2 separate regions of the Mus musculus genome follow, and region 2 is linked to region 1. The links are chromatin contacts, found by Hi-C or POLR2A ChIA-PET in ENCODE. All regions are on one chromosome and are shown on one strand. The core of a region is the stretch at or near the end of the contact, and the rest is flanking DNA. Distances in the headings are between cores, read along the strand shown. Region 1 has its middle 29 kb from the start of Gm51282. Region 2 has its middle 34 kb from the start of 2310043L19Rik.

Region 1 (3,590 bases), core at 665-3,164:
GCTGGTGGCTCCAGCTTGACCTGCCGTGTCCTTTCTCACGAGCAAGCGTTCTGGAGTGTCAGCTCTCAGAACTGCTGGGAGAGGAGGAGTGTTCTTATCTCTAAGAATGACCCTGGATGATAGACGCCATCCAGCCCCTGTTTCCCGATGTTTCCAAAAAGATGGCTGAGCTCTCCTTTTTTTTTTTTTTTTCCAGTGAGGGCCTCCAACCAGCAACAGGGCTTTCTCTGGGTACTGGCTGTGAATATAAAGTCCCTGCCTAACCCGGCCCTGCCAGTGTTACAGCCGTGTTTTTATGAGCTGCCTCCATGGTGCAGGAAGACATTAAAATGGAAAGCATGGACTAGATCCACTTTGGCCTCTGGGCCATGCTGACTGTGGGTCCTCTTCATTCCCATACTGAAAGCCAGGCTAACGTGGCATCGGTGGCAGTTGGGTGGAGAGGAGAAATCACCACAACATGGTCTAGGAGAGAGACATCGGCAATAGAAGAGGCAAAAAGGCTAGGAGAAGAAGCATAAATCTGACTTAGCCCCCTCTCCTCTCTCACCTGAGGGCCTTCCTCTGCCCACCGCAGCCTGCCCAGACTTCTTTAGGTAACCACTGATAGGCCCAGGGCAAGGATCTAGACTGTACCCCAGAGCCGTCCAGCCCTAGCTCTCAGCTGGCCTTCTTTCACACTCATCCATTTGTTTGTGTGTAGAGCTGCCCTGCCCATGTCTCTCAATCAGGGACCCTCCCTGGTGTTAGAGCTCTGCTTTCTTCTCTGTGAGGCACACCCAGAAGACAATGAGGAATGAGTACTCACTTCATTCCTGGTTTACATATGGCTGCCCCAGGCACTCTGGTCCTCCAGGGAAGACTCCTTCTATCCTGATACTTACCTTCAGGGTCCATTCCTTCAAGCCTTGGCAATGCTCCTTGACTCTGTGACACCCAGGGGATCGTCCTGGTGGCTGAAGCTGAGGTTGTGAGTGACAAAGAACTGATCCCAGAAGGTAAAGAAGGAGACTTTTGCCCAGAGTCAAATCTCTCACCCTTCATTGTTGAAACTTTGTTGCCTCCAACTTGGAGTTCAATACAAATGAGATTCCAAGTTGCCCTGCCAGGGACCTGCTCATTTTTTAATTCTGCAGTGGTTTGCCCCCAGATATATACAAGTGTTAATATGTGTTAATAAAATGTGTGGGTGGAGAATCCCATCAGAAACACCTGCCACTTACACTGGGCCTTCTGTCCCTAAGGAGAAGGAGGAAGCATACCTTACCAGACGGGTCCTCTTCAGTTTTGTGATTTTTGCTGTGTAGCAACTGCCATTTGCCTAGAAGGTACAGGGCCCTGGAGAAGTGGTGGTTAGGGATGGGGGTGGGGGTGGGAGTGGGGGGGGGAGGTGTCTTTAATCTTGAAGAGGGCCATTTAGCCGAATGGCAGATCTTACAGCCACAGAGGGCACTGTATGGAACAGCTTGCCAGTGCTTGCGGTGAGGTTATTATTGCCTCCCTCCAACACAACATCCTACTTTCTCTTTTCTTTTTTTTTCCAAAATAAAATGACTTCTTGATAAAGTCTCTTTGTTCAGTGCCTGCAAAATCCATCACTACCAGCCTTCTGCGTAAGTAAGCTGCACACAAGACAATGGGTGGGTGGGGAGTGGGCAGAGAGCCGAGTGGGCTGGGATGGAGTCTGCAGAGCAAGCAAGAGAGCCCTCGGGGTCAGCTGCAAAGCTCAGGCTTCAGGTTCAGCCCTTGAAGGCCTGCCCAGGTCTGGACAGTAGGAGCCCTTTAGAATCAGACAAGCCCGAGTTTTGTTCCGGGAGGACGAACTCGCGGCTAAGCCGCGTGCGAGCTGTTCACCGAGGTGTCTCGGCCAGGTGGTAATTTCTCCTGTTGTCCTGTAACTTGGCTTGAAGCGGAAGATGACCCATGTCACCTGGCGCCCTGATAACAGAAAGCAAATTCCAGCAAAAAGTGTCCATGCCTCGGTTGGCCATTACCATGCCCAGCAGGCTGCTCCCTGCCATCTGGCTACCTCAGAGAGCGCACAGCCGCTCTGCTCCTCGCCCACCTGGCTTCAGCTGCCTCCCAACCCCAGTGACAGGGCAGCATGGCCAACACTGGGCACAAACTGGGCTCTGATTTACCTGTTTTCTGCTCCAGGGATTCTGGGTCCAGGTCTCCTAATGTGTCTGTGCCCCAGTTTTCCACTGAATTGATGTGTCCCTCTCTTGGGAGGGGCAATCTTTTTTCAACTTTAATTTACAAATACTGAGAATGTCAAAGCTCAAATGCATTTGCAGAATTCAAGTTCAATTCATTGTCAGAGGACTTGAGCAGAAATTTCCAAAGGTATTAAGTGTAGAAAATATGTCCTGGATACAGGGACCTTCAAGGGCAAGTTACTACCACACTGTCATCTAGACCATCCCTTATTTTGACATCATGTTACAAAGATGGGAACTGGGAAGAGACCATTCACAGCCACTGGGCAGGAAGTGATTGGATACACTGTTGCACATGCTCTTTAGAGAGGACTTGAAATACAGCCAGGAAAGTTGCTTGTGCTGTTCCCGCTGCTGTGAGCACCTCACGTGGCCTCATTACACAAGAGGATTGCAAAAACATATGCAATAAAATAAAATTCATAGATATGCAAAAAGTCAGAGGCTGAACAGGAAAATAAGAAGAAAGCTCTGATATCAGATACATGGACGACAGGCTGAGAACTCAGAGGAGCCACGGAAGACAGATGTGGGAGCTGGTTAGGGGTGGACGTTTTCTGAAAAGTCCTTCTCACCAGCCGTGGTGGTGTTGATCAAGAACTGCATATGCAATGAATACTCGGCTCACGTGGAGTTAAAGTGTGTTTCTACCTTCAAGAATCTCAGGATTCCCTCCTGTCCCTCCCCACACCTGATCCTGAACCACCCCACCATGGGGAGATTCCCAAAAGCTGTTGCCTGTATGTGGGAGATGTTTTAGCTGGGCTGCCTTGTCTGGCCTCAGTGGAAGAGATTGCACCTAGCCCTGAGGAGACTTGATGTGCCAGGATGTGGGGTGGGATGCCCAGGGGCTGGGGGAGAGGAAAGGATTGTGGAAGGGTGACAGGGCGGGGGGAGGGGGGGCAGTGATTGAAATGTAAAGTAAATAAGTAAAAATGAAAATAAAGAACCTTGGGAATTGGAAGCTAATAAAAAGATTATCCTTCCTCTCTCTCTCTCTCTCCCTCTCCCTCTCCCTCTCCCTCTCCCTCTCCCTCCCTCCCTCCCTCCCTCTCTCTCTGTGTATCCTCTGTTTATCCTCTGTGTGTGTGTGTGTGTGAGAGAGAGAGAGAGAGAGAGAGAGAGAATACACCTGGTAGCCTATGGTCACTTTTCACTTCTCCGTGTCCATGTGGGGCTGCCTGATCTCTCAGCCATCTGGGCCTACACAGCAAGACATTTCCCCTGTCCCAGATAGATCCTTCCCTTCCAACCTCAGATCCTAAGATGTGCATACTCGATGGTTGAGAGGTAAACCTTGCTGTAAAGTTGAGCAACAAATTGCTTAGGTTTCACATAGGTTTGTTCATGTGCTGGATTGATTTGAAAACA
Region 2 (3,590 bases), core at 369-2,868, 68 kb after region 1:
GGGAGAGGTTAGAGGAGAGAAACAAATGTGTTCATAGTTTATTGAGTTGAGTCCATAAGAGTTGAAAATTCTCCCAAAAAGCTAATAGTACTTTTAAATTATAAATGCAGCATTCAAAACTTAAGACTGCTAGATATATAACTAAAGAGAAATGTATAATACATAAATATATTAGAAAATAGAAATGTCGTTCTCTTCACAACAAAAAACTCTTGATAAACTAGGCACAGATGAACACTACTTAAGATATCATCCCCTCCCCCACCCCAAAAAGGAAAATGTTTTCCTCTGAAGTTAGAAAAAGACATGAGCCGAAGGGCTGGATGTGGAGGCACACGCCTTTAATCCCAGCAGTTGGGAGGCAGAGGCGGGCGGATCTCTGTGAGTTCAAGGTCAGTCTGGTGTGTGAATCAAATCCAGAACAGCCACAGCTCTGTTACATAAAGAAAACCTGTCTTGAAGAACCAAAAAATAGAAAAGAAAAAGACAAGATCTCATAGGAGAAGGCTGTTTTCATCTTTGGTGTGAGCAGCTTCTAACTGCAGTGGGGCTTTTAAATACAGACTCACAATGGCTCAATGTGCTGGAAGGAACATGTTGGGTGCTCAGCCTGAATGGGACCTCTATGTCCCCCTCCAAAGCAAACACGATCAGGAGAGGGGAGAAGAGTGTGAGAGCAGGAGGGTCAGAGGGAGTATTAAAACCTTGCCTTCTGGACATGACATGGCTGCTGTACCCATGAACTCACAGCAGCTGTAGCTACCTACACAACAAGGCCTGCAGGAGACCAGGCCCACCACCATTCCATTAGGAAGGAGCCTTTAGATCCAAATCCCTCCACAAGGAGCAATAGGCAATTCACGATCACTGGAAGAGGGGATAGGGGAGTTACAGTCACTCAGTACAAGTGTAGCCCTTGCTCAAGTTAATAAGCCTCACCCATGCACATACAAGAGGCCCTAATCAAAGGCAGTGGGCCAGGAGAGAGGGGGAAGAGAGGAGACTTAAGAAGAAGAGAATATTTCATGGTAGGTGGAAGAAGATAGGAGAGGATGGAGGAGGGTAAACATTAATCCAAAATCTTTATACACACACACATACACAGATACACACATACACACATCACAAAAATGTTAAATAAATAAGTAAATGGGTTTTAAAAAGAAGGGGCTGAGATCCCACAATCCCCTTGAAAGGCAGGCCCTCCATGACTTGAAAGCCTCTCACAGTTCTTACCATGCTCCATAGAGGCAAGCTAGGAGCGAGTCTTCACCACACAGCCTTCTGGGAACACTTAAGTCATTGCAGGACCCTTTGAAAAATAAAGTTACACAATATTCTCCAAAGGCATAAAAGAAACTCTAAATATGTAGAGAACTGGTTCATTTCTATAAATGTCAGTTTTCCACAAACTCATCACAATTCTGCTTATACTAAACTCCATATACTGGTCAAAACAGAACAGAGACAGAAGAACAAAGGGCCGAGAGCAGATAAAGTCAGCTTTGAAGATAAAGGACTGAGGAGGCCAACAGGTGCACTGCCAGATGCTTAAAATGTTTATAAACTTACTGTGCTTGTGACAGAATGGTGCTGGCATAGATAGACAAACAGAAAAGGACAGACTAGGAGCTGAGAGCCAGACTGGGTGTTTATGTAAGTACTCTTCACACAAAGGCATTTTGAGTCTCTGGTACATGAAAAACTCTCAAAAACTCAAGGGTGTAAGATGCAGATAATCTGATGGCATTAAAAAAAAGGCATGTGAGGGCATTCCATTGGCAAGGGTCTACAGATGCTCACGAACATCTAAGGGGATATCAGACTTCGTTAGCCATTAGAGAGAAGCATGTTGGCAGCCCAAGGTCCATCGATGCATACCTGCAAGAGTGGCTGAAATAAATTTAGGAACAGCTCCATGTATTAAGAGGGCTGTGTCACACATTGCTGGAGTCTGTGTTTCCCATACCTGTGTGTTGTGGTGGCATCTCCTCGTGGTTTTGCGCATGACCACGATATTTGCATATCTTGAGCTGTCCAATAGTCATGTAGCTTTCTTCTCTGCCAAGTTTCTCTGTGAGTCACCCAGCTCATTCTCCTTGGCTTTATAGAATGTGTTTTGTTTATGTGTTTTCACTTCATACAGGGTCTTTATCTTCTCTGTGGGGTGCCATGATGATCAGTGATGCCAACTTGACTGGACCTGGAATCAACTTCCAGAGAAGCCCTTGGACACATCAGTTGAATTAATGTGGGAAGACCCACCCTAAGCATGCCATACCTCTCTCCTCTGGCAAGCCAGATAAATAGAAGTCTGAGGAAGAAAACCACTTTCTTTTTGCCTGCTTGCCTTCTTGTAGTACTGGCAAGTTCACCTAACCTGATTGCACAATGTTGCTGTCGCCACTGTTGGACTATTAGACCACGTAAGACAACACAAAAAGCCTCATTTTACTATCCACTCACTCATTCCATCAATTCTGCTCCTTTAGAGAAGTCTGGTAAATAGTTACTTTTTAACTCTTGCATCTGTATCCTAAAGACCATAGAAATTGTTCTTTCAAGTATATATGTGTATACAGTATCTCCAAGAAGATATGTAAAAATGTATTCCTGGAGGGCAGGGCTGATGGGGGTAGGGAGGAGTAAAGAGCCCGGATATTATGGTTAAAGTCTGAGATGACCCCACAAGCTCATGTCTTTGAACACTTGTTCCCTAGTTGATGACGCTGTTTGGGGAGCTGATGGAACCTTTAGGAGGTGGGACCTAGCTGGAAGCGTCAGTGGAGGGTAGACCACGAGCCAGAATAAACCCTCTCTCCTGTAAGTTGTTTCTGTCAGACACTGTCCCGACCATGAGAATGCGGCGGATACTTTAGGGAATGGATGTGGTTGGGATACACTTGGCTTTGTATCCTTCTGTGGTTTTTGTTGCATTCTTTGTTGCTGTTCTTTACTTATGATTTGCATGTCTTTAAGACAAGGGAAAGGGGGCTGGCGAGATGGCTCAGTGGTTAAGAGCGCCGACTGCTCTTCCAAAGGTCCGGAGTACAAATCCCAGCAACCACATGGTGGCTCACAACCATCCGTAATGAAATCTGATGCTCTCTTCTGGAGTGTCTGAGGACAGCTACAGTGTACTTAACATATAATAAATAAATAAATCTTTAAAAAAAAAAAAGACAAGGGAAAGGCACTGCAGCAATTAAGTAATGATAGCTTTTAATCCAGCCATAGTCTACAATAACAGCAATGAGAAGGAAAAGGCTAAGATGGCCGCCCTTGGTGGGAGATTCCATCTCCATGACCCAGTCCTCCCAATCCTCCCATTTCACTAAGTCTGTCCTCTCATTCTCACCACAAGGCAGCATGCACAGAGGCATTGTGCTCAGGCTATCAGCCTTGTCCTCCAACACTTCCCCTTCCTCTCAAGTTAGCTCCCCTAAGTTACCTGCCTTCTCTACACTCCAGGTAAGGAGCAGAGCTCCTACTATATTGTCCGAAAGCCTCAAGGATGACTCTCGGTGGCCCCATCTCCTTCAGCAGAGGTGATGGAACCTCACTTCCCAGGGAATACCAAAAGGCTAATA

Evidence for each region. A loop is a pair of places that touch in the nucleus more often than their neighbours do. ChIA-PET counts read pairs that join two places held with the same protein, here RNA polymerase II (POLR2A).
Region 2: a loop to region 1 is called in a map of T-helper 1 cell, with 2.2 times the contacts of the local background. The contact joins two enhancer-like sites. A Hi-C loop is called at or near these places in 1 of 37 maps with a recorded cell type or tissue (T-helper 1 cell). POLR2A ChIA-PET finds 5 or more read pairs at or near these places in 1 of 5 experiments (Patski).

Annotation. Positions count from the first base shown.
Region 1 is chr1:177,606,933-177,610,522 of GRCm38, forward strand. No RefSeq gene overlaps it. Among named protein-coding and RNA genes, the nearest start is that of Gm51282, 29 kb to the left of the region's middle. Within about 2 kb of position 1,915, at least 1 of the 3 ENCODE cell types and tissues checked has a DNase peak (open chromatin) inside an H3K27ac peak, as active enhancers do.
Region 2 is chr1:177,674,830-177,678,419 of GRCm38, forward strand. No RefSeq gene overlaps it. Among named protein-coding and RNA genes, the nearest start is that of 2310043L19Rik, 34 kb to the left of the region's middle. Within about 2 kb of position 1,619, at least 1 of the 3 ENCODE cell types and tissues checked has a DNase peak (open chromatin) inside an H3K27ac peak, as active enhancers do.